Linked DNA regions of Homo sapiens: region 1 is linked to region 2. Evidence: chromatin loops called from intact Hi-C (ENCODE). Cell type or tissue: psoas muscle. All regions are shown on one strand. Links, peaks and the distances in the headings refer to the core of each region. The heading gives the core; the rest is flanking DNA. Region 1 overlaps MYH13 (myosin heavy chain 13). Region 2 holds the start of MYH13 (myosin heavy chain 13).

The links. Peaks named below come from ENCODE experiments on the same cell type or tissue, not always from the same donor. Only the 100,000 strongest peaks of a DNase experiment are listed, where the experiment ranks them.
Region 1: a loop joins it to region 2, with 2.4 times the contacts of the local background. A loop is called at or near these places in 2 of 110 quality-filtered maps.

Annotation. Positions count from the first base shown.
Region 1 is chr17:10,310,488-10,323,219 of GRCh38, forward strand. MYH13 (myosin heavy chain 13) reads right to left here. Exons shown (of 41, transcript NM_003802.3): 24 at 11,045-11,221; 25 at 9,864-10,009; 26 at 9,666-9,756; 27 at 8,303-8,692; 28 at 5,412-5,538; 29 at 5,206-5,324; 30 at 2,671-2,867; 31 at 2,087-2,270; 32 at 1,424-1,589; 33 at 616-740. LOC107985004 (a long non-coding RNA gene) reads left to right here. Exons shown (of 5, transcript XR_007065617.1): 2 at 7,011-7,380; 3 at 7,968-8,062; 4 at 9,905-10,025. Among named protein-coding and RNA genes, the nearest start is that of MYH13, 56 kb to the right of the region's middle. In psoas muscle, for the core only: CTCF peaks have their summits at 6,932 (motif pointing right) and 7,133; a DNase peak (open chromatin) is centred at 6,954.
Region 2 is chr17:10,368,046-10,380,777 of GRCh38, forward strand. It overlaps MYH13 (myosin heavy chain 13), which reads right to left and starts at 4,961. Exons shown (of 41, transcript NM_003802.3): 1 at 4,934-4,961; 2 at 3,164-3,214. In psoas muscle, for the core only: no CTCF peak of the experiment used is centred there; no DNase peak of the experiment used is centred there.

The DNA of each region.
Region 1 (12,732 bases), core at 3,155-11,154, 57 kb before region 2:
ATGAAACTGGGACTAAAACTTTGCATCGCTCATGAACAAATTATTTTATGACTTGAGATAGAGTATCTTTCTTAATTAGTGAAAATTTTATTGAGGGTATCTATTATAATAGTGACCATAAATCAGGAGTCAACCTATTCTCTAAAATGACAGGGCAACTGCTCTCCTGTTATCCTGTGTCGGTTCGTATTTCCCTAGAAACCACCAGCCATCCTGACCACCACCGATTACTGCATCGGGAGATGCTGGGTGTGTTTGGATTATACAGGATTCTTGATAGCCAAAAATGATTGTCTGTGCCTCTATGTTAAACATAACTGAGAGATTCTGCGCTGCTCTCAGGATGTTAGGTGATTGATTTTCTGCTTCCTGAGAGGAAGACATTGAAGAACATAATGAACACATTTATTTATTTTCAAAGGGGAACTGTGCCAGAGAACGCCTAGGAGATAAAGTAGCAGCCCGTGGATGTTTCAGCCCCTGGGATGGCTGAATGTTACTCCCAATGGAGACTCAGGGTCTCCTGGCAGGAAAGGCCCCATGGGGTGGTGAAGGGCAGCCTCTTTCAGTTCCCTGTCCTCCTGAATTTCTGAATGTCATATCCTAGACACTTACCTCCACTTCTTCTAAGGCGACCTGCAGATCTGACTTTTCCTGCTCCACTAGCTTCTTGGTCTTTTCCGCTTCCTGAAGATTCTTGCCAGTTTCTGCAATCTGCTCAGTTAAGTCGGAAATCTCTTCTGCAAAGGACAGGCTTGATTTAGGCTGTTTCAACAGGCTCCAGTTTATAGTATAGGCATTTGCCAGGCAATTCAGGGATGGGCGATTCATTCATGACATTTATACAGGAGAGAATACAGGGCAGCCGTTCAGATGAGGTGTTGGCAAGACAGGGATGTGTTGCCTCACCTGCACTAGGCAGACAGGAACCACAAGTAAAGAATAGAAACTTAAAACTTCAAAAGTACCATATACAAAACGGTCATAGAGAAGACCAGAGAAAACAACTGTGGGGAAAACGCATAGAATCATAGTCTGCAGAACCAGAAGGGGCTTTGGAAAGTGTTGGGTGTGGTCTTCTGATTTTGTAGATCAGAAATCTGAGGTCCTAAGGGATTCAGTGGCATGTGCAAGAATACAAAGCCACCTAGAGACAGAATCACTGAAGGGTCTTCTCTAACGGAGCAGTGGGCTCAGCAACCCACTGTTCCTTCAGTTCTCAAAAATGAGACTTAGCTGCTGCCGTGCCTTACATTAAAAAGGTCTGGGCCTTGGGGCAAACTGAGTCAATGTGAGGCATGATGGGTGAGGATCGTGTGGGGCAGTGGGAAGGAGGTGTCTGGAGATGGCTGTGGCCAAATGGGGAAGGGGTTGGCAGGAGGAGAGGGGGACATAGCACACACCAGTGGTGGAGACAGCTCACCTTGCAGATTTTTGTTCTCTCGCCTCAGTGTCTCTAACTGGTCCACCACCTCCTCATAGGCATTCCTCATCTTGAAGAGTTCAGTGCTGAGTGACCTGGACTCCTTCTGAGCAGCTTCCAACTCAGCCTGGCTTTCGTCCAGCTTTTGCTTCCACTCTGCAAGGACCTGGGAGATGACAAAGGGACATGGGAGAAGCAGAAAGCAGGGGTGACTCAGAAGAGTTCATGCAAACAAGGGCTGTCAGTAACACCAACGTTTTGCCCTTCCATCCTTAGGGACTGAAGAAGGAGGAGGAGCACTGTTCTAGATCAGGGACCCCAAACTGTGATATCCCTGCAGACCCTCTGCTGCATTCTCACAGACATTATAATCTCAGTGGAACGGAATTAGCTTTCACTAAAAATAAAATTGCCTTTGGAGGGACTGTCACAGTAGTCAAGAAGACACCTCAAGTCCCTGAAACTGGGAAATGATGCTCCAACTGGGGGCCTTCTAGGATGTGCAGGTATCTCACACATCTAAGCGTGAAACTGTTGTTTTCACCACTGCCACTGCAAAACATTTGTCCCTTTTCCAAATTCAGGTATTTTCATGTAAATAGCATTTCCCCAACTTGAATTATCCTCATGCCATCTTCACAAAGAAAGCGGCTGGGGAAGGACCTTGTCGAAGTTCCTCTGCTTCTTGTCCAGTGTGGCACAGGCGGTGTGGGAGCGCTCCAGATCCCGCATCAGATCCTCCACCTCTCCCTGCAGCCTCTGCTTGGTTTTCTCCAACGATGCGCACTTGGAGTTCGCCGTCTCCGTGTTCTCCTCTGCTTCCTGGAGCCTCTGGGCCAGTTTTTTCCTACGAAAACCAGATTTTTTTTTTCCCCTTCGCAAAGGTGGAATATTTCAGTAGGTAACTGTCAGATGGGAAGAGAAATGAATAGCGTGGAAGGGACTGGTGTTTGATGAGACCAAGACCTAGGATTTGGTGAGTGGGGAGGATCCAAGTGTCACCGAGAGATTCTCAAAATGCTTGGTGGCAAAGCAGGTCCCTAAGGAGCACCTCCAGGGAGCTAGGTGGAATGGACAGTTCCCGAGAAGAAGGACAGGGAGACCCCCAGAGGGTGGGGGGTACAATCCGAGTGTTTCAGAAACCACAAAGGCGTGGGCAGGAAAGAATCTCTCAAGATATGAAGACTCCTGGTCCCTTGGCTTGTGTCCTCGGGCCCCCTCTGCTATTGCCACCCTGGAGCCCCTACTTGGCCTCCTCCAGCTCCTCTGTGCGCTGAATGGCGTCCGTCTCGTATTTGGTCCTCCACTGGGCAACCTCACTGTTGGCCTTGGACAGCGCCCTCTGCAGCTCGGCCTTGGCTTCCTGCTCCTCCTCATACTGTTCCCGCAGCAGGTCACAGTCGTGGCGGGAGGACTGCAGGGCGTGCGCCATGGCGTTCTTGGCCTGGGAATGACAGCGGTGACAAATTGCAAAAACATTTGACCCTTTTCCAAGTTCAGGTATTTTCATTTAAATCGCTTTCCCCCAACTTGAATTATCCCTATGCTGTCTTCACCAATTTTGCCATATCAGCATATCACCTGGTTTATTTAATTTTTTTTCAAGTGGACTCCTTAATTATATTTAAATATATTTAACAAAAGAGTAAACTGTCACAGGAAAGTAAGTGGAAAACCATTGACATTTGCCATAAACAGAAGGTAACCATAAGTGCAATGGAAATAAAGCAATGTTATCATGTCTAGCTAGGTACTGTTGCCTGCTGGGACTCCATGCCTGGGGTCTACCCTCTATTTCTTAATAGGGTAAATAAGCAAATGCTAAGGAAGTGTGGTTCACACTGAGGCCTTTTCCTTGATATAATCAGAAGGATTGGAACAATTAAAAAGGGAATAATTTTCTCACTACTTGATGCAATGGTATGGAATGCTGTGACCAGGAGAAGCCTGAAAGCATCTTTTGATGTCACCACTGGGCTATGTCCCCACACTGGGGATTGCTGATGTGAGCTTCGCTGTTTCCACGGCTGGACTTCCTCCTCCTAGGCAGAGAAGACATGCCTAGAGGCCTCCATCCCTCACTCCCTCCCATTGGAGGGATGTAAGGGCAACAGTTTAGCTCCGACTATAATGGCCACAAGACGCCCTCTGGTGCCACCATCAAAGAGAGAGTTCTGTCAGCCCACTTCAGTAATTTGTACATTTTCATCTTTTTAAAAATGCAATAGACCAAGCGTGGTGGCTCATGCCTGTAATCCTAGCAGTTTGGGAGGCCGAGATGGGCGGATCACCTGAGGCCAGGAGTTTGAGACCAGCCTGATCAACATGGAGAAACCCTGTCACTACTAAAAATACAAAACCGGGCATGGTGGCACATGCACGTAATCCCAGCTACTTGGGAGGCTGAGGCAGGAGAATCACTTGAACCCAGGAGGCAGAGGTTGTGGTGAGCCAAGATCGAGCCATTGCACTCCAGCCTGGGCAACAAGAGTGAAACTCCATCTCAAAAAAAAAAAAAAAGGCAATAAATGACACACTTTGCCTAAGAAGGAAAACTCAGCTGTTGCTGTATTCTTGCCAAAGGACAGCCCGCTCCTGCAGTGGCTCTTCTCAGTACTTGTTCAGGCTTGGGTTCTCACCACTTCCCCTTTCCCCTCATCTACCAAAGATCTTTACCATACAACAGAAAGATGGGAGACAAATATGGCGCTTGTCCTTTTTCAGAAGAAAAAGGTGGAGCTTGGGAAAATTCCAAAAGATTGCCCTATAAGTCTTAGCCAGCGTACAGCAACCTCGGAATTCCATTCATGCAGTTTTTTGGACTCTTAGTCCCCTATTCTGATACTTGAATATGAATTGGCAGCACCAAGTACCTACTGTGTGCACTGTTCTGCTAGGCACAGTAGGTACAGTGGGGACAAACTATTCTTGCCCTCCATGAGTTTATAGATCTGTGGGGAGACATGTATTATAAACACAATATCTAGACATTGAAATCAAGAAGGTGATGATGTTCATGTTTATGCGACTGTCTCAAGGGTGCTCCCAAAACCATGGAGCCTTCTTGGAGGAGGGGAGCTTAAAATCAGGTGGTATAGGAGGTGACACATCAGGAATAATGAAGAAGAAAGAGGAGGGGGATTTCAGGTGGCCAGGATGAATTGCTGGGCAGAATGATCAAGTGTGTGCAGTGATGGGGAGGAGGTGCCCTGGCTGGAAAGGGGAGTTTCTCAGACCACCCTGCGGGGGACAGAGGAGGCCAGGGGATGGACCACCATAGGTACGGTTTTCTATTCCTGAAGAAGGAGATCCAGTGCCAAGGTCCTCTAACCTTAAAGGACAGGTTCCCACCATGCTGCAAGGCAGACAGGAGAAGCAACAGGTTTCTTTCTTTCTTTCTTTAATGGAGTCTCGCTCTGTCTTCCAGGCTGGAGTGCAGTGGCGTGATCTCAGCTCACTGCCACCTCCGCCCCCTGGGTTCAAGGAATTGTCTGCCTCAGCCTCCCGAGTAGCTGGGATTACGGGCACCTGCCAGTACACCCAGCTAATTTTTTTTTGTATTTTTAGTGGAGACGGGGTTTCGCCATCTTGGCCAGGCTGGTCTTGAACTCCTGATCTCGTGATCCATCTGCCTTGGCCTCCCAAAGTGCTGGGATTACAGGTGTGAGTCACCGTGCCCAGCTGCAGCAGATTTCTTGATGTAGCACTGCTCTGACCAGCTTCACGGGTGAAGTGGTCATATAGCCTGGCTTCTCAGGTTCAATCTGACTCTATATCTTTACCTTGGTTTCTTCTTCCATTTGCCTCTTAAGCTCCTCCAGCTGCTGGGTGAGGGCCTGCTTGCTTTTGGTCAGCTGTGAAATCAGAGACTCCTTCTCTTCCACTCGGTGGCTCAGCTCCCCTACCAAACAGATGTGGCCCCCACGTCAGTGTTACTGACCACCCTCTCCCATGGCCCGGCTGGACCCAGAGCCCTGCCCATTCTCACCATTTTGGGTCTGCAGTCTTGCTTTCTGCATGTTCAGATCATGGATCAACTGTGTCTGTTGCTCGTCCTTGGCTTTGATTTCACTAAATTGATCTTCTACCGTCCGGCACGTTCTTTCTATGTTACTCTTTAACAAACAGAAAGTCAACACGAATGGGAAGAAATGGATTCCTAGTGCCCAGCATTGAACTGAACAGTGTAATCATTTAGTTTCTTGTCAGGTAAAATAAAAATAAAAGTACAGAACAAAAAAAAGTTCAGTTTCAAAAAAATCATAATCGGCCAGGCGCAGTGGCTCACGCCTATAATCCCAGCACTTTGGGAGGCCGAGGAGGGTGGATCACCTGAGGTCAGGAGTTTGAGACTAGCCTGACCAACATGGTGAAACCTTATCTCTACTAAAAATACAGAAATTAGCCAGGCGTGGTGGTGCATGCCTGTAATCCCAGCTACTCGGGAGGCTGAGGCAGGAGAATCGCTTGAACTCGGGAGGCGGAGGTTGCAGTGAGCCGAGATCATGCCATTGCACTCTAGCCTTGGCGGCAAGAGTGAAACTCCGTCTCAAAAAAAAAAATCATAATTATTTCAGATTTGTGAATGCAGCTCAATCACCAATCACTTGGAACATCAGGTAGATAAGTATTTAATGATTTGTAAACAACCCTTTGAGAAGATGTCACTTTTAAGTGGATCTTTGGGATCCTCTTGTAATATAAGTGATTCGTGAATAATTGCAAGCAATACAAGCCTGTGAATATTTGCAAGCAATATATTCAGATGACAGTGTTAAGCATTTCATTCAATAACACAGAAGGTTCCCCATGGTGCAGGCCGTATGAAGAGATTCACCTCTCTGGCTTCCAGTTGGCCTGTATTTTTGTGAAGTTTGTTCAAAACCCTTGTGTGTGTTGACCTTTCTCTCCTCCTGCTGCTCCATAAAATAGAAAATAAAATGTATAGAGCATATGTTTTTCTTTAGAATGGTAAGTATGAGATGGCAGTGGAGGAAGCAGGGACACTAATTCCACGGGCGTCCTGGAGGAGCTTAGGATCTCTTTGAGAAGATGACACGCAAACATGAAGGAATCAAAGCAGGGAGAGTTGAAACGCGATGGCAGCTTGCAAGGAGAATCGTCAAAGGGGACAACTGAAAAAGCGTTAAGAGACATGACGTGCTGCTTCCCCTGGATGTTAAAATTGAGAACAGAGAGCAGCACACGGCAATTCTGGAGATAGGGAGGCTGGAGTGGGGGCTGTTTATAGGCATAGTGTATGGGGGATGCTGGAGGCCCTTCCTACCCAGCTACCCCTGCAGGCTGGCCTGGCTCGCCGAGAGAGAGGTGTGGGAGGGGAACATTTACAGAACCAAGTTCTTAGAGGAAGAAAGAAAACCAAGGGAAAAAGGGCAAACACATGGGAAAGCAGGAAAGAAAGAGAAAAGGAGTCATCAGCCGGAGCCAGAGGCTGCAGTCGCGGAGTGAAGAAGCAATCAAGGAGGCACAGGGCTGCGTGGACGCAGACCCTAAACACTGGCAGCAGGGGGCGCTGGAGAGACCACTCTAGTTCTCTGATTCATATCTCCCTTCCTTTTCTGGACAGATGCCCTGACCTTCCGGGAAACCCTCGGTGAGAGGCCCACAGCCTCGCTTCTAGGGTCACCACTGCTTCTTCCAGTCTAGCCAAACAGCTCCTAGTACAGCTCAGAGCACCCTGCAAGGAGGGCACGTGTTAAATCGAGGAGCACACATGCTCCACGAGGAATTCTTTGCTTTGAGGCCATGCACAGAGGTGGGTTCACTATGAAGCTTGTGAAATAAGCTTCAGGGCCCGCATTTGCATGGGCCACAGAGAGTCTGGGAGCTGCAGAAGGTTCAAGGGAAGAGGAGCCATCACAAGCAGAATATTCTAGAAGGCATTTCTGGCAAATGGCCCAAAGAGGCCTCAGGAGAAAAGAACTTGAGTCTTCAAGGTAACCTGCGACTTTTTTGTCTCATTTTAAATATCAACTTTCATGCCTAATTTTTATAAGTTTGTATACTTTTTTCTTAAAGAGCCCCAATCGGCCAGGCACAGTGGCTCATGCCTGTAATCCCAGCACTTTGGGAGGCTGAGGTGGGTGGATCACCTGAGGCCAGGAGTTCAAGACCAGCCTGGCCAACATGGTGAAACCCCAACTCTACCAAAAATACAAAAATTAGCCAGGCCTGGTGGCGTGTGCCTGTAATCCCAGCTACTTGGGAGGCTGAGGCAGGAGAATTGCTTGAACCTGGGAGGTAGAGGTTGCAGTGAGCTGAGATGGCGCCACTGCAATCCAGCCTGGGGAACAAGAGCGAAACAGTGGTGCCAGATCATCCAATTGTGCTTGAATCAAGTGATCTTGATGCTTTGGTCTGAAAGTTTGTGTCCCCCCAAAATTCATAATTTCCAGTCCAGTGGTGTTGGGGGGTGGGGCTTTTGGGAGGTGATAAGGTCGTGGGGGTGGAGCCCTTATGAATGGGATTAGTGTTCTTATAATAGAGGCCTGAGAGAACTTGTTCACCCCTTCTACCACATGAGGATGCAATGAGAAGGCACCATCTGTGAGGAACAGGCCTCCGACAGACACCGAATTTGCTGGCACTTTGATCTTGGACTTCCCAGCCTCCAAAATTGTGAGTGATAAATTTCTGTTGTTTATAAATTACCCAGTCTAAAATATTTTGTTACAGAAGCACAAATGGATAAGACAAAGGACGTGAGTAAATTTGAGGAACTAGAAACAGGCAGAAATAGGGAAGAGGGTTTCAGTGTAGAACATGCAGTGGTTTGGAGGCATCAAATTACACGTGCCCAGGGGCAGGTGGCCGTCGGCTGCCTTGCATTCTCCAAGAGCAGAAGGGCCAGTCAGGTACCTTTGACTTGGAGAGAGCCTCGATGTTGCTGGCCATGTCGTCAATCTCCATCTTCAGCTCGCTCTTCTCCTTCTCCAGCTTCTGCTTCACCCGCTGCAGGTTGTCAATCTGCTCCCCAAGCTCGGCCACACTATCTGCTTGCTTCTTCCTCAGGGTGGCTGCTGTGGCTTCGTGCTGCAGGGTGGCCTCCTCCAGGTCCCTGCGCATTTTCTGGAACTCAGCCTCCCTCTTCTTGTTCATCTCAATCTGGGCTGAAGTGGCCCCACTGGCTTCTTCCAGCCTCTCGCTGATCTCCTCCAGTTCCCTGGCCAGATCTGAGCGCTGCTTCTCAATCTTGGCTCTGAGCGTGTGTTCCGCTTCAATTTCCTCCTCCAGCTCTTCTATGCGGGCCTGAAAGGATTACTCTATCAGGAATGTTATTGTGGAGGAGGGGGCAGCCCCCTTTGAGAGGGGCTGGGTGTTGAGGAATTGCGGGTAGGCAGCATGAGGTGGGTGGGTCATTTGAGGTCAGGAGTTTGAAACCAGCCTGGCCAACATGGTGAAACTCCGCCTCTACTAAAAATACAAAAATTAGCCGGGTGTGGTGGCGGGCGCCTGTAGTCCCAGCTACTCGGGAGGCCGAGGCAGGAGAATAGCTTGAACCTGGGAGGTGGAGGTTGCAGTGAGCTGAGATTGTGCCACTGTGCTCCAGCCTGGGTGACAGAGCAAGACTCGGTCTCAAAAAAAAAAAAGAAGAATACATTATAACATTAAATTGGTGAAAAAACTTGGAAACAACCTAAGTGTCCATGGATAAGAGAATGCACAAATCGATTGTGATGGAGACTTGTTCTAGAAGTCTATGGAGCAGGTAGACACAAATCCACGTCTATCATGGATAGCTCTGCAGATCATGTTGCCAAAAGAAAGGAGCAAATTGCAGAGTGATACTCTCAGTGTGATATGCTAAGAATATGAAGAAACAAGAACCTTTTCTGCATGTGTACTATATATTTTTTGGGGAGTCTTAAATGTGTACAAAAACACATAGCAAAAGAGGCAGAAAGATGCACATCCCAGTGAAATTGGCAATTAATTCTCAGAAGACGGGGAGGGCACTGGGCTTAGGGATGGCGATCAAAGCACCCTTAACAATAATATTTAGCTTTACTGGGCCTATTTTGAGCCTTTGCAAGGAAGTATGTTTATGGGTTATTCAGAACATTAAAATATTATTTTCAAAAACTAAAGGAAATGACAGGACATCTTCTCTAGCTTTAGCAGGAGGAAGGAAAGAAGCAGCTAAAGAAACAAGGGGGAAGGAGTGAGGAGGGGCGCTCTTGCAAAGGGATTGTCATGATTGGGAAGGTTTTGATGCTTTTACTTGCAGTTCTTTAATCTTCTTTTGAAACTGCAAACTGTGGACTTGTTCGTCATCTATTTTGGCTTGTAACTGACTGAGTTCAAACTCCTTCCTGCAAATAGATTAAAAAAAAATAAAGAACATGAAATACAAGCCTCTTGGAGGGGGTGAAAGTTGGCTTTTAGGCTGAGACACAGAGGTGGTAAAAGAAATATCTACTTTTTCAATTTCTCTTCTATTTGCTGCTTGTCATTTTCTAGATCCATAATGGATTCCTGGGACATTTTCAGATCTCCTTCCAGCTTCCTCTTCGCCCTTTCCAAGTCCGCCCGCAGTTTCTTCTCCTGCTCTAAGGAACCCTCAAGCTGAGAAGACACACAGGTAGAAAATTAAGCCCCTGCTGGGGAAGTGTTTGCCCCGTTTATCCAGTGTAGCCATACACGTGGCCTGGGGCTTCCTGGGGCTCCTGTAGGGTGCTGGCTGCAAGCCTCTGGCCCCAGGAGGAAGCAAGTCTTGCCCCTACCTCCCCTCTCTTCTGTCTTCCAGAAAAGACTACCCAGGGTGGGGCTGGATCCCTCAGGGGCCTCCTGGTGCCTCTCTCAGCTGATTCCCACCTGGCCTGGCCCAGACTATGTTCCCTGTAGGGGTATGGTACCCATGGGTGCACACTCTTGCACAGACAATACAAATGGGGGCTTCTGTGGACAGCACTGTGAAGGTCTGTGCTACACACCATCACGCCTTGCCTGCTAACATTATGCAACCATGGGAGGCAAGGAATTCGTGTGTGTGTATGTGTGTGCACATACACACATGCATACATAGGAACAGGAAAAGGGTGTAGAGGAGGAGCACACCTACCCTGGGCTCAGAAACATTAAAGTTATCTAGAAAATCTCTAGCCACAATAGTGAGTAAAACCTGAAAACTTCAAACGTGGCTCTTACATCAAGAACAATAATGTCATGTGACGGGGGCAGAAATAGTAATTTTCATGGCCACAAATGGAACTCATCTTTAGTAACGTTACAACAGGATTGGAGGTTTTGGAACCCAAAGGACCTACAAGTGGATGCTAATAATAATGATGATGGTGATGATAGCAATAGTAGCAGCTATGTTTTACTGAACACTTTCTGTGTGCTGAGCTTTCTGTGAAAACCCTCTGAGATGGAGCTATTTACATCGCCATTTCACAAGGCACAAACTGAGGCTTTGCAAGGGTAAGCAGCTTGCTCAGTATCCCAGACTCCTTCAGGGTCAGGGTGGGGCTGAGATCTGAATTTAGGGATGCTGATTCCAGAGTCTGACCTCTCAAGCCCTGTGTCCTAGTTAGACTGTCTCTTGTCTGTGCTTCCACAAGTGATAAATGCTAAAGCATAGTAGTAAAATATCCTCACATCATCTGTTTGCTGTTCAAGCTTGGCATTTATTTTGATTAGACCATTGACTTTATCTTCTTCCACCTGAAGATCATCCAGTGTTTGCTGATGGGCCTCCTGTAGAGATTTCTTTTCTTTGGTCAATTTGGAAATGTTTTCTTCAAGTGCTGTCATTTCTTCGGAAAGATTCTTTACCTGGGACAATATTAACACCGATTTAATATGGAAACGATTATGCCAGAAGCTTCCATCAACAAAAGCTATTGCTTCTTTGCTCATTTTTCCTTTTTCCCTTTTCTTTTTGGCTACTACTTTTTTACCTCCTAGAATTGACAGACTCTCAGTTCTTTATCTTCCTTAACGGTCTATCATGGTGCCTCAAATTCTCCCATTAGGATTATTCATTTAAGGAGGGCATTATATTTTACAAGGAAGGGCGCTTTTAAAATGCAAATGTGCTACCTCTGAAGGGTAAAACATCAATCTATATTCGCTCATAATATGTCTGTGGAAATGTGTTTGTTAGGTTGGCTGAATAGGGTTTAGAATGAGGCAGGAAGGGGAGGAGAGGCGTGAGGTCCTACGCAAGAAAATTCACGCCGGGCGCGGTGGCTCACGCCTGTAATCCCAGCACTTTGGGAGGCCGAGGCGGACGGATCATGAGGTCAGGAGATCGAGACCATCCTGACTAACATCGTGAAACCTCGTCTCTACTAAAAATACAAAAAAAAAAAATTAGCCAGGCATGGTGGTGGGCACCTGTAGTCCCAGCTACTCAGGAGGCTGAAACAGGAGAATCGCTTGAAAACAGGAGGCAGAGGTTGCAGTGAGCTGAGATTGCACCACTGCACTCTAGCCTGGTGACAGAGCGAGACTCCGTCTCAAAAATAAAGACAGAAAGAAAGAAAGAAAATTCAGAACGGGAGTGCTGTGTTATCAGGAAGCAGGAGGAGGGCACCCAACACGGAACTTGAAGGAAGTAAGTGAAACCTTTTTCCACATCCAACAGGCTTCCAGATCAGAAGTTGCTAACTCCTAATCTATGGGCTGAATCTGGCCATATTTTCTTTAGTCCACATAGTGGTTTACAATGTTATCATTTACAATGTTACAGTTGTTTTTTTTTTTTTTTTTTTTTGAGAGGGAGTCTCACTCTGTCGCCCAGGCTGGAGTGCAGTGGCGCAGTCTCAGCTCACTGCAAGCTCCGCCTCCCGGGTTCACGCCATTCTCCGGCCTCAGCCTCCTGAGTAGCTGGGACTACAGGCGTCCGCCACCACGCCCGGCTAATTTTTTGTATTTTTAGTAGAGACGGGGTTTCACCATGTTAGCCAGGATGGTCTCGATCTCCTGACCTCGTGGTCTGCCCACCTTGGCCTCCCAAAGTGCTGGGATTACAGGCATAAGCCACCGCACCTGGCCCTATATTTCATTTTCTTACATTTTTCCACCGTTTAGCAGTAGGTATTTAATATTTGGTGTGCACACGCCATTGCTCCTAATGGCTACGTAGTGCTCCCTGCTGTGTTATCTACTACATTTTAGTTCTCCGTTTTCCCCGTGGTGGACCCTGGCACTGCCTCCAGCTGTCTCCCGCAAGCAATGCCACTACAAACACCCTAGGACATGTCGCCTTATGGACAGGTGGAAGAATTCCTTGATCTATACACCCAGGAGCAGAATTGCTGGGTCGTAGGGTATCTGGATTC
Region 2 (12,732 bases), core at 3,052-11,051:
CATATGTGAATTTCATACAGTGGTTGTTTGGAAAATACTGGTTCACTGAATTATATAGTACTTCCAAATGTGGACACATTTTCTTACACAATATTAAAAAAATTACAATCATCAATATCACCAGTGTGATATCATTTGAAAATTCTTTCAGTACTAGGAAGTTGTCAAGCTAATGGTGGCAAATACATGTTTTCCTGTATGCATTCTCATTTATACTTGAAGGCTCAAAGTTGTGATTTATAACAAATGCTGTCAGTTTTTTCCTCGAGACGACAACCACATTGTTCCTTTTGGAGAACATGTTTGCCAAATATCCAAGTCTGAATAACCATAGCTTGTCTGCTAGTTGGTCTTTTAAATAAAAATGGTGCTTTATGAATAAAATGGCCAGTTCAGCTTGCAACTCACACAAATGCACATGTGCTTTTCCAGGAGACAACCATCAAACTTTGGTGGACTTCCCATTTCATCACATAAAATTGTTAATGAAACTTTTTAGTGCAAGTGTATGGTAGTGAAGAATACAGTAATTACTAATACAGTTTGGTGCGGTGCCTTGATTTGTAATAAGGTACCAGCCATTTATTCATCCTTGCTTTTGCATCACTCATGCAGTGAAAATGGCAAATAACAGCTGGGTATTATTGTGAAAGAGTTTTAGCCTCAAGTGCCTCCTAAAAAGTTCTTGGGACTCTACAAGAACCCACAGACCACACTTTGAGAATGGCTGCCCTATTGCATAAGGGAATCCTGACTGGTTACAGGTTTACGACCTTATAATATGTAGCTTGACTTAGCGTTAAGCATGATACCCAAAAGTGTTGGAAGATGATTTACTTCAAAACCCTCTGCAACATAATCTCTATGGCTGGGACCAGGGAATCTGATTTTTTGATAAGGTCCTCAGAGAGATGTTTGGGAACTACTGATTTAAAGCATTACTTTGCTTGTATGAAACTACTCTGTTTTTCTAAAGCCAAAACCATGGCACAGTCTCATTGCTTGTACACAAAATAATTTTAGGCAAATATTTCTTAATTTAATATTTGTATGCTTATTTTAAAGCCTATTACCTTATTTTATCAAAATTTGCCATCAATTATAACTTCCACAAATAAAAAAATGCAGCTAATTTAAACTGCAATGCTTCTTTCATAGATTGTAATATGCATCCTCATTTCAGGGATAAATTTGTAAAAAATATAAAAAAATCAGAATTGATGGAAATAGGGTAATATTTGTTTAACACTTAGGAAGCGTGCTACATCCATGTATTCTATGATATAAATCAGTGTTTGTCAAACTTAAATGGGCATATGAATCCTACTGTGAATATTCACTAGGTCTGGAGTTGGGTTTGAGCTTTTAAATATCTTACAAATTTCTCAGCTAATGCTGATACAGCAAGAATATAAGGTAACTTTAAAAACAAATAAGAAAAGAAAATGAATCAATGTAAATACAAATATTAAGTAAATTGACAGTATTGGTGTTAACATGGCTATTGCAAAACTTGTGATGGCAATAGGAGAATAAAGTCTGAAGTCAGGGAAAGGCTGCCATAGCTGATAGTTGAGCCATATTTTTAGTCCTCCTGGAAAAACAAGGCTTTTCCCTGTGGGCCTCACTGACAGTTTTCAAGTAGAGATTTTTTCTCCCTTCATTTACTCTAACCGTGACTCAGAACCCAGTATCTCCTAGTAGTATTACCTAGATGATGTTTGAGTTATCCCTCCATATTCCTGCAATGGTGCATCTAACCTAGTTGGATACTTTTAGGCACAACTCTTTTCCCTTTGATAGGCCAAAGATTCTTCTTGCTTTAAATTAAAATCTGGCTCTCCATTTGTTCTCCATTTGAACAGCAGAAAGAGTTCAAACCTTCCTACGTGACAACTCTTCACCCTTTTGATGGCTGTTCTGTGTTCTGCTTAGCTTTATCTTCTCCATGCTAAATAGCCTCAACTTCCACTGGTTCTTCTATGATGTGCTTTTGAATCCCTTACCATCTCAGTCACTCTTCCCTGAACCCACTCCTGTTAATCTTTTAAAGTGTGATATCCAAACCACATGTCACCCTCCACTGGAGTGTGCCCTCACCTCTCTTGACCTAGGTGTCATGCTTGAGGTGGTGATTGCCTGTTGGCAGCCACGTCTCACACTGCTGACGCACCACTCCGTGTCGAGCAAAGCCCCTCAATCCTCTCCGTGCATGCAGTTGCTAAGTCAGATCTTCTCCCTATATTTGTGCAACTGTGAGTTGGGACCCAGGGGAAGACCATTCATTTTTGACTGATAAACTTCACCTTGTTAGATCTGACCCAAGTCTCTAGGCATGACTCATGCTGCCCACTGAGCACCACCCTCTAGAGTTTCCTTAATTAGCCTCTTCTCTGTTCCAAGAGCAGGACCTGCTTCCAACGTTGCATAGCTGTGCCCCTTCAACCACTCTGTTCCTGTCTTTAAGGGCCTTCTAATTGAGATGACTACCCCCGCCTGCCTAATCTCCATCACCCACTTGTGAGGGCTCCTCTCTCTCTGTTTACCCTCTGTGTACCATGACACTACTCTCAACTTTCATCCCTCTCCTGGGAATTTCACCGCTACTGTGTCTTGTCAGCAATGATGTGCTCATGATTCAATGACAGCTTGGCTTTTTTGGTCCCAATTCATCTAGAACTACCTCTAATAAACACACGTTTTAAGGGGATAGGGTTTTTATTACCGCACCGGGCATAGGATTGAACGGATCCCTCCCCATTCCTTCAGTATTACACGTGAGGGAAGGTGCAGCTGTGTGGATTCATGGGTGCAGACTCTGCTCAAGGAGCAGCAAAGTTAGCCTTTGTGTGAAGACTGCATTTGGACCCTATGAACATCATGTTCTGTGCCAACTAAGTACTGTGTATTGACTTGGAGCTTGTATGTCAAAATTCTGCATTATATTTCGTACATTTCAGTGTAATGAGCAAATAGGAGAAGCCATTCTTCCTTTGGTAAAACCTGTATATATTTTAAAATCTACCTTTAAGAATAGTTAAGTTATTGGTTTCAAACTCATCAATTTCGTCTTCTTATGAGTGTGGCAAGAATGAGAACGTGTAAAATGATGTTTGCTAATTTCAATGATTGCATTCATGATCAAGCTGAAAATAACCCTTACCTTCTTGGTTCCCAAGTGACAGTCAGTGTCCTTCAGGAATAAAGCGTCTTCCTGGGGATAATTTGAGAAAAAAAAACAAACCAAAAAAACCCAAATGAGCTACAAAGAGTTTAAATAAATATAGAAACCATGTTTGTTCCAGTTTATCTACCTTAAATAGATACACAGTAGATGGTGTGGAATGAAATAAATTTGCTGTTTTGAATTTTTACTTTTGATTAAAATCATTATTCTTTAAATAGTTGGTTAATTACAACATTTAATTAATACTCTCTTGAGAAACTTCTGTGTGTACAATGTACTGTGTCAGCTCCTTAAGGGGGTATGAAGAGGAAAGTACAGTATCTGCCCTATAGGAATGCAAAAGTTAGTAAGGGATAAGAGAATGCTCAAGTAAGTCTTTGAACAGGATTAAGACAAATTTTTAAGGAGTCTAAACAAAGTACTATGGGAACTTAGAGAAACCGCTTCTGACTGGGGGGCTGTGAGGGGTCAGGGAAGAAAGAAAGTAGGGAGGGGAATGCTCCAGATTGCAGCTTGGATGCTTAGGGGCAGTCACCTTTTTTTGGCAATAGGAGAAAAGTTATAAATTGTGGACAAAGACTTCTTTATTCTCTTCAATGCTCTAAATTCCTCCTGCAGATGATGAAGGTAGGGCAGCTGAAAAGTCACCTGGGACTAAGGAATCTCAGCTCTAGGAGTTTATAAACTACGTGGCTATCTCAAGGAGGCATGAGTGTCTGAAAAATTTTCAATATCAAATGTAATCTAAGCAAACTTCCCAATTACCATTCAGTGCTTTTATGGAGCCAGGGGAATATTTCATGAAGCCCTATTTAGGCAGGAACAGACACTTAGGATTTGGTTTACTATCCTTGTTGCCTCCTTCCTTCTCCGTCTTTAATGCATCTTAAATAATCTCCAGTTATATCCTAAAATTCTCACAATTTCTTAAAAAATTAAAGTATTACATACTATATTCTGAATCCTCAATTTAAAAAAATATGGAGGCAGAGCTACAGAAATTCTAATATCAGTTCTGTTAAGTAGCTGGTATGATTTCTTTGGGTTTCTGTTTCCTTCCGTAAAATGAATCAGATGCACCAGAAAATCTCCAAGATTCCTTTCAGCCCTATGAGTCTATAACAGACAGTTCTCCGTAGAGATGGTGGCCTGAATTCAAAGTATCACAAATCTCTGAGGGATGCTATTGCACTGTCAGACACAGTCCAGTCCCAAGTCCATAAAATATGCCATGTGAGAACAGTCTGCAAACCAGTCAATTCATATCAGACTATGACACTTTGTAAGATGGGTAAGATGCTTGGGATTATTTCCTCCCACAACCATTTTTCAGAAATCCTGACATGGGAAACAAATTAAATAAACATAAAAATTTCAAATAATAGCTTAAGCAATCACAGAAGAGATACCACAAGTTACCAAGTTAATTTGCTAACTGAACAGTATAACATTGACCTAAATAATCAGAGGAGGAATCATGCATTATACTCAGTTTTGTTCTGCAGGTGAATATTTTTTGTCTTATAATTGCTTATATTCTTGTCTTTTCACCCCTTGTAAAAGTTTCTTGAAAGGCAGTTGTCTTGTCTTTCCATCTTGTCTCCAACCTTGCCCTCAACACAAGACCTTGCACTTAGTAGGCCCTCCGTAAAGGCTACTTTATTGTCTTCCCCCCTTGACTGGTAACCTGATCAGGTGCAACTATAGCTACGTGGAGCAAAAAAGTGAGCACTTGTGAGCACTTACCTAGAGATGCTGCGGTCACAGCAATTTCAGGAGTGTGACCCCCCAGCTCTCTTTATACTCCCAAATCTGCCAGCCCAGCACTCTAACTTGGCTATATTTGGGGGAGCACCATTTACTTGTTAGATGTAAATGCGTCGTAGCCCTGATCTCTCACTCTTGTTAAGTTACTTGGATAAATGACCAGTGGAGGCTGCATAATGCCAAGTCAGCTGCATAGGGATTTTGACGTTGGACACAGATCTTTGAGACTTAGAGAGTCCTAGGGGCTGAGTGGAACTGGAGCAGAGTGTGCTAAGAAGGTCACTGAAGGGCAGAACCACAGGATGCTTTGTCAAGCAATGGGTGATCAGTAGTGTGGACAGTAACTACACCTCATTTACCCAGCATTGGTATGGGATGGTGTGCTTCTCATCTCAGAAATCTCTGGAAATTTAAGGTTGACCTTTTAACACATCCAGTCTTATTTATGTATTTGTTTGTTTAAAAATCTACTGGAAGAAAAGCTTTCCAAAATGTATTTTACATTATCCTGCTCTGTGTAACCTACTATCTTGAATAGAATTTAAGTTTTTCTTGATCACTCTGGGGGTCTGGGAGATGATATAATAAAGTCATCAAGGATCTGGTTCTTAGTGGATCATGCCTGCACTAATTGTTCCTGCTGTGAATTTTGGTGTATACTTTTATTTATTATTATTATTATTATCGAAACAGAGTCTTGCTCTCTCCTCTAGGCTGGAGTGCAGTGGCGTGATCTTGGTTCGCTGCAAACTCCATTTCCCAGGTTCAAGCAATTCTCTTGTCTCAGCCTCCCAAGTAGTTGGGATTATAGGCATGTGCTATAATCCCATGTGTTATATATAGGCATGTGCTATAATCGCCCAGCTAATTTTTATATTTTTAGTAGAGACAGGGTTTCACCATGTTGGCCAGGGTGGTTTCGAACTCCTGACCTCAAGTGATCCTCCCGCCTCGGCCTCCCAAAATGCTGGGATTACAAGTGTGAGCCACCACACTTGGCCTTACTTTTTAGATTTTCTGTCTTTGCCTTCATGGCCAGCCTCTCAGGTATAATTTCTTTCTGTGGTAAGTTTGTCTTTACTAGCCTGATTTTGTATTATTGATTGGGAAAGAGATTACAAAATTAAGATCAGGCTAAAGTAAGAGTAAATAAGTTCTGAGTGCAGCTCTAGTGGGTTCTAATGAAAATACGTGGACTTTGTGACAATTATAGTTACTTAGGAGTTTTTTTATTTTTTGCTAAAATATAAGTGATGTTTGACTATGTAGGAACAACTGTATATGTAGAAGTTAGAGCCATTTACTGCAATACAGTGTGATCTGTTTAAATTGTATATAATCAGTGTTTGTTGAATCAAAGTTTCCTTAATCAGTCTCCAGTGGGTAGAATTTCATGTAGGTAGGGCATTTCCAAAAGATAGTTTGCATTAATCAAAGTGAATTTTAGACCAGAGGAGGAGCAGGTAGAGATAGGACTTCCACAAAGTATTTTCTCTTCCTTCCTTCCTTCCTTCCTTCCTTCCTTCCTTCCTTCCTTCCTTCCTTCCCTCCCTCCCTCCCTCCTTCCTTCCTTCCTTCTTTCGTTCCTTTCTTTCTTTCTCTCTCTTTCTTTCTCTTTCTTTCTTTTTTTTTTTTGAGACAGAGTTTTGCTCTTGTTGCCCAGGCTGGATTGCAATGGCGCGACCTCCGCCCACCACAACCTCCGCCTTGTGGGTTCAAGCGATTTTCCTGCCTCAGCCTCCCGAGTAGCTGGGATTACAGGCATGTGCCACCAGGCCCAGCTAATTTTGTATTTTTAATAGAGACGGGGTTTCACCATGTTGGTCAGGCTGGTCTCGAACTCCCGACCTCAGGTGATCCGCCTGCCTTGGCCTCCCAAAGTGCTGGGATTACAGGCATGAGCCTGGCTTCCACAAAGTATTTTCTAAAGTAGATTTGACAGAATGCAGATTGGGAGGGTCGCTTCGAAATAAATGGTCCTGTGGTTAAATGAGCTTAAGAAATGTGTTAAACTCTATTCCCTCCTGTTAGAGATTCATCATAAATATTAGCATATTAAGGGATGTGAGAAGCCCTTCAGTAAAGAAATATGAATACTTTTTTTTTAGACCTGGAACTTCCCTAGGTGATTTGATGTTGGAACACAAACTTATTTATTTCCTGTTCCAGAAAACAAGAGAGGAAAGGCTGAAGGACATAATCCATAGCAAAGTTCTGGCCCAGAAGAAAGCAACCGAGAGTGATCAGCCCTAAGCACAGTTGCTTTTATTTGAGGTGCAGCCTTTTGCATGTAGCAGATGCTCAGTAAATGTTCGTCCTGGTGAATAAATGAATCAAGATGACTCATAGGGGAGTCATCCTGACTCATGTGTTGAAAGGCCTGAAGTGATAAGAAAAGAATGGAATCAGACTCTGAGTTTCATTTAATGGTAATAATTAAGACTTAAGAACTAGGCTGGGTGCAGTGGCTCACACCTGTAATCCCAGCACTTTGGGAGGCCGAGCCGGGTGGATCACTTGAAGTCAGCAGTTTGACATCAGCCTGGCCAACATGGTGAAACCCCATCTCTACTAAAAATACCAATAAAATTAGCCAGGCGTGGTGGTGCACACCTGCATTCCCAGCTACTTGGCAGGCTGAGGCAGGAGACTCGCGTGAACCCAGGAGGTGGAAGTTGCAGTGAGTGAAGATGGCACCGTTGCACTCTAGTCTGGGCAACAGAGAAAGACTCCATCTCACATAAAAAAAAAAAAAGAAAGAAAGAAAGAAAAGAAAAAAGACTTAAGAACTCACCACATGCCAGGCTTTATCCATATTGATTCACTGAAGCTTTATAATAGTCCTGTGAGGTAGGTGCTAATATCATTTCTATTATACAACTACTGAGAGTTTAAGCAATCTGCCCAAGGCCATACAACTAGTCAGCAGCTGAAATGAGTTTCAAGTGCTCTCTGGCTCTAGAGCCTATGCCTGTAACATCTCGTTTTTGGAAATGCATCATGTTTGAGTGCCTACTTGGTATTAGACTCTGTGCTGGGAATGGGGAACAGGGGTATGAGCTAAGATCACTGCCCCAAAGGAGCTGACAATGCAGATGGGAAGAGAAGTGCATAGACATGAAAAGGATAAATCACTTTCCCAGATGAAACTATCCTAAACTGATTGGATTGTGGACAGTGGATTCGACGTATGTACAAGGTATTTGAAAAACCATAAAGTGTGTTGTATATATAAAATATTAGCAGAATTGTTATAATAATAACATTTTATTTATTTTGAAGGAGGGAAAAGATCTGGACAGAAGTAGTGACTGTAGATAATAATAATCTTTTAGTACTTTTTGGTTTAGATGACGATTTTATATATTTTATTATGTTTATTTTTCTCTACCAGGCTGAGAGGTTTATACGATTCATATTATTATTATTCCCACGGTCTAAATGGGGAAACTGAGGCCTAAAAGGGTAAAGGATTGGCTAAAAGGCCCCACAGCTAGTACGCAATTGAACCAGAACTGAAATCCAGGATTTCTGATTCCAAAGCCACGCCTTTTCCCCTAGTCTCTCCTGTCCCTTAAAGGAGGCAGACTTTTAACTGGGTGAGGGGAACAGGAAGGAGGTTCTAGGCTTAGGGAACTGAGGGATCATTGCTTGGAAACAAGTCTTCCCAGGATATTTTAGGAAGGTCAACTGGGAGAGCCAGGCCACAGCACAGGACTGGGGTGGGGTCGGGGGTAATACGGAGGTGAAGGCAGAAGTGGGCTGTGCTTATTTGTGATGGATTTTCAGTGCCCAGGAAAGGAGTCAGGCATTATTCCGAGATCACTGGGAGGCCTTTTGAGGTTTGTGAGCAGGAAAGTGGGCAGATTACACACACACACACACGCACACATGCACACTCACGCACACACACACATATGTATTTGAAGATGAGTCTAGAACTGGTGATATGATGTAATGGTGGCAAGAGAACCTGGCGGCCTAGAAGCAAGTTGTGACTATTGAAAAAATCTTGGTGTAAAACTTCCCTAGATGATTGGACAGGTTCTGATGACTCGTGGGGGCAGGCAGGCTGTTAGATGCTTAGACTTTACCCCTCAATGCCCCTGCGCTTTCAGATCTGTGTTAAAATTCCCCACAGCACCGCAGGGTGGCTTTCGCAGTGGTTGTGAGTCCTGGTGGCTGGTGGTTCTGAGTCCAGCCCTGGTGGCTCTGATTCTGCCATGCAGAGTCAGGGAGAAGAGCATTGCGTGGGCTTGTAGTTTTTCTTCTACACTGTCCCATTTAGGCAAAGCAGGAACAGTGAAATTTCAAACCCCAAGTGGTAAAAGAAGTGTGTATTAGGGACCAAGTGTGGTGGTTCACACCTGTAATCCTAGCACTTTGGGAGGCTAAGGCAGGTGTATCACTTGAGGTCAGAAGTTCGATACCAGCCTGGCCAACATGGTGAAACCCCATCTCTACTAAACATACAAAAATTAGCTGGGCATGGTGGCAAGTGCCTGTAATCCCAGCTACTTGGGAGGCTGAGGCAGGAGAATCTCTTGAACCTGGGAGATGGAGGTGGCAGTGAGCCAGAGATTGCACCACTGCACTCCAGCCTGGGTGACAGAGCAAGACTCCATCTCAAAAAAATAAAAAAAAGAGGTGTATATTAGGGCCCATTTAAGACCTTTGTGAGTTCTAGGCTTATTTTTTGAGGCTCTACCCCATATTATATCAATATATTAAAATCTACTCAGTGTATATTAACAATCACTTACACTGAATATAAAAAATAATCGGCCAGGTGCGGTGGCTCATGCCTGTAATCCCAGCACTTTGGGAGGCCTAGGCGGGCGGATCACGAGGTCAGGAGATCGAGACCATTCTGGCTAACACGGTGAAACCCCATCTCTACTAAAAATACACACACACAAAAATTAGCCGGGCATGGTGGCAGGCACCTGTAGTCCCAGCTACTCAGGAGGCTGAGGCAGGAGAATGGCGTGAACTCAGGAGGCAGAGCTTGCAGTAAGTGGAGATCACGCCACTGCATTCCAGCCTGGGAGACAGAGCGAGACTCCGTCTCAAAAAAAAAAAAAAAAAAAAAAAAAATCATGGTTAAGTCATCATAGTTAAGTGTTTGCAGAAAAAATTTTTAAAAAATTGGTGTAAAATGAAGAGGGCCTCAATTACAGAGAATAAAAATGAAGTTCAAAAGGAAGGAGAGAAAACTCAAGAGGTCCCCTAAAGGCAGGACCCAAAGGGCTTTGATGACTGCCGAGTTTGGGGGGCGAGGAGTCGTCAAAGGATCCTGCCTGTCATGCAGACCTCATTTCAGCCTGGAATCTAGGGCCACGACACCAGCCCAGAGGAGACACTGAACTGGAGAAAGATGAGTGTCGATTTTGGACATATTGAGCGTGAGATGATGTGGCAGAGATAAGGGTTCAAAGTTTAAAGGAGATGTCAAGGCTAGAGATGTCATCCTCTATGTTGGGGGATATCATTTGTCTAGAGGTGATAATTTAAACTCTTGTGAAAGTTTAGCGCTCACAGGAAGGCTAGGTGTTGCGGACATGGGAAGAGGAAATGAAAACAGAAAAGGAGGAAAAAAGTAAATAAAAATAAACGAGGTTCATTCTGCAAGTAAGCAAATACCAAGTGAGAAGCAGTAAGATCTTGCTGGAGTCAGAAGACCTGAGAGAGTCCCCAGCTTACTTCTGCCATTTTCTGACTGGGGTGAGCCCCCCTCCCTTCTCTTAGCAACTCTGGAGTCTTTCCCCTTCAGCTGCAAAATCAGAAAAAATTTTTCTGTTTCTGTCCAAGTCACGAGAATGATGCAGGGACCTAATGAAATCCTGTCTATGCCATCTAGATGTGGCTATCTCTGTGTGCAGTCTGCTTCTATCCCATCCCAAACTGTACATTTTCATGTCCACCCACCCTGACCTGGTCTCAGCATATAATCCACCATCCCCCAAAATCTAAATGAGCAATGCAGAATTTACCAAAGATATTTTAGGGGAGACATAGAAGAGGATTATATTACATACCTCAGAATACATTATCTGTTTCCATCAGAAATGTCTGTTCTACAAAGTCCATTTTTTCTTTACACTGATGCTGGATGTCTTTTCCTTTCTTCCTTTCAGGAATTTCTCTGCACCCCTAGGGTACTCAGTTGATCCTCTATTATGTGGAATCATTTAGCTCTGCCATAGACATGCATTTCTACTCTTCTGGTTACTCAGCAACATAAAAGTCATCAAATAAAGAAGACCACTTTCATCTTTAGAAACAAGTTTGGTCACCACCTATTTTTATTCATATAGGCCCTTTTTCAGGGGGAAAGGGACTCATCTTTTTCTTTCTTTTTTTTACAGCTGTATTGAAGCATAATTGATATACAAAAAGCTATACACACTTAAGCACACAATTTTATGAGTCTGGACATATGCATGTACCATAATCAAGGTAATAGTCATATCCATCACCTCTGAGAGATTCCTTGTTTTGGGGTTTCATCATCTCTATTTCATCACTATTCCCCCAAGTCCACAGCTCCCACCCCACACTATCAGCCCACCTCTCTCAAACCTGAGAGGAGTTCTATGACTGGAAATTTTCTTCAGTCTTATTACAAAATCATTTCGTCTACTCAAAAGTGAAGGTAACTTTATTATTAGTGTCAAAATAAGTCAAGGGAAGTGATATTTTCAAGAGAGAGGCTATCATGAAGAGTGCTACAGAGAAGCTGGAGAAAGAGAGGACCAGGAACAGGGCATTGGATTGGCCAGGGAGGTGATCCTGACAGCAATGTCAGCAGGATGGTGGGGGTGGCAGAAGGGATTAAGGAATGAGCAGGTGTTAAGGAGGAGGAAAAAGTTTTTCTGATTTTCCTAGGGACACATCTCTTCACAAATCACTATTTAAGATGCTTTCAGAGGAAATGTCAATGTGGATAGCGCAGTGGGAAGAAGGAGGCAGTAGCAAGGCCAAATAAGACTAGGAAAAAAAGTGTGATTGAGGTCACTCCTCAGAAGGCTACTTGAGAAGAAAGGGCAATTAATTGTGCTAATAGTGGGATCATACCTCACCCCTTACAACTCAGGCTATCTCAGGGCTTATGTAACAGATGAAATTTCAAAAAGCAGCAGGACGTTTTCCAGCCAGGAACAGAAATTTCTGAGTGAAAGTCACATTGGTGAATGGCCCCCATTCATATTTGAATTGCCTAACTAAAGATTTGAATGATAATATAGATTCTGGAACTAAAGGAGGCTTTGAATATTGTCTAAAGTAACTCCTACCTTACAGAATCAGAAATTGAGGTTCTAGACAGTTTATCTAATTCATGCTAAGCATAAAATTAGTCCCCTCTCCATTCTACTCTCAAACTCAACAGAGCAAGTTTGGAACTCTTTCAAATAGAATATATAAACTTCTTCACTGCTGGTATTTATATACTGAAAATGTGCAAAGCAAAAAGTTCATAGGGGTTATCAAAAGCATTATTTAAATTGATTATTAAATGTCAATGAGAAAAGAGACTTATCACAGTTTTGTAGGTGGGAAAACTGAGGCTTGGTGAGGATAAATGACTAACCATACGGCTAATAAGTGGCAGAGTGAGAGCTAAAACAAACATCTTTTGACTCCAAGTCCAGTTTGTATTTTCACTTGAAGACAGCTGCTTCTGGCTTTACAAGATCCTGTAAGACACTAATGCTATCAGAATTATACATGCTTCTCAGAATTACACATAAACTAGGCATCCTTCACCGAAAATAACA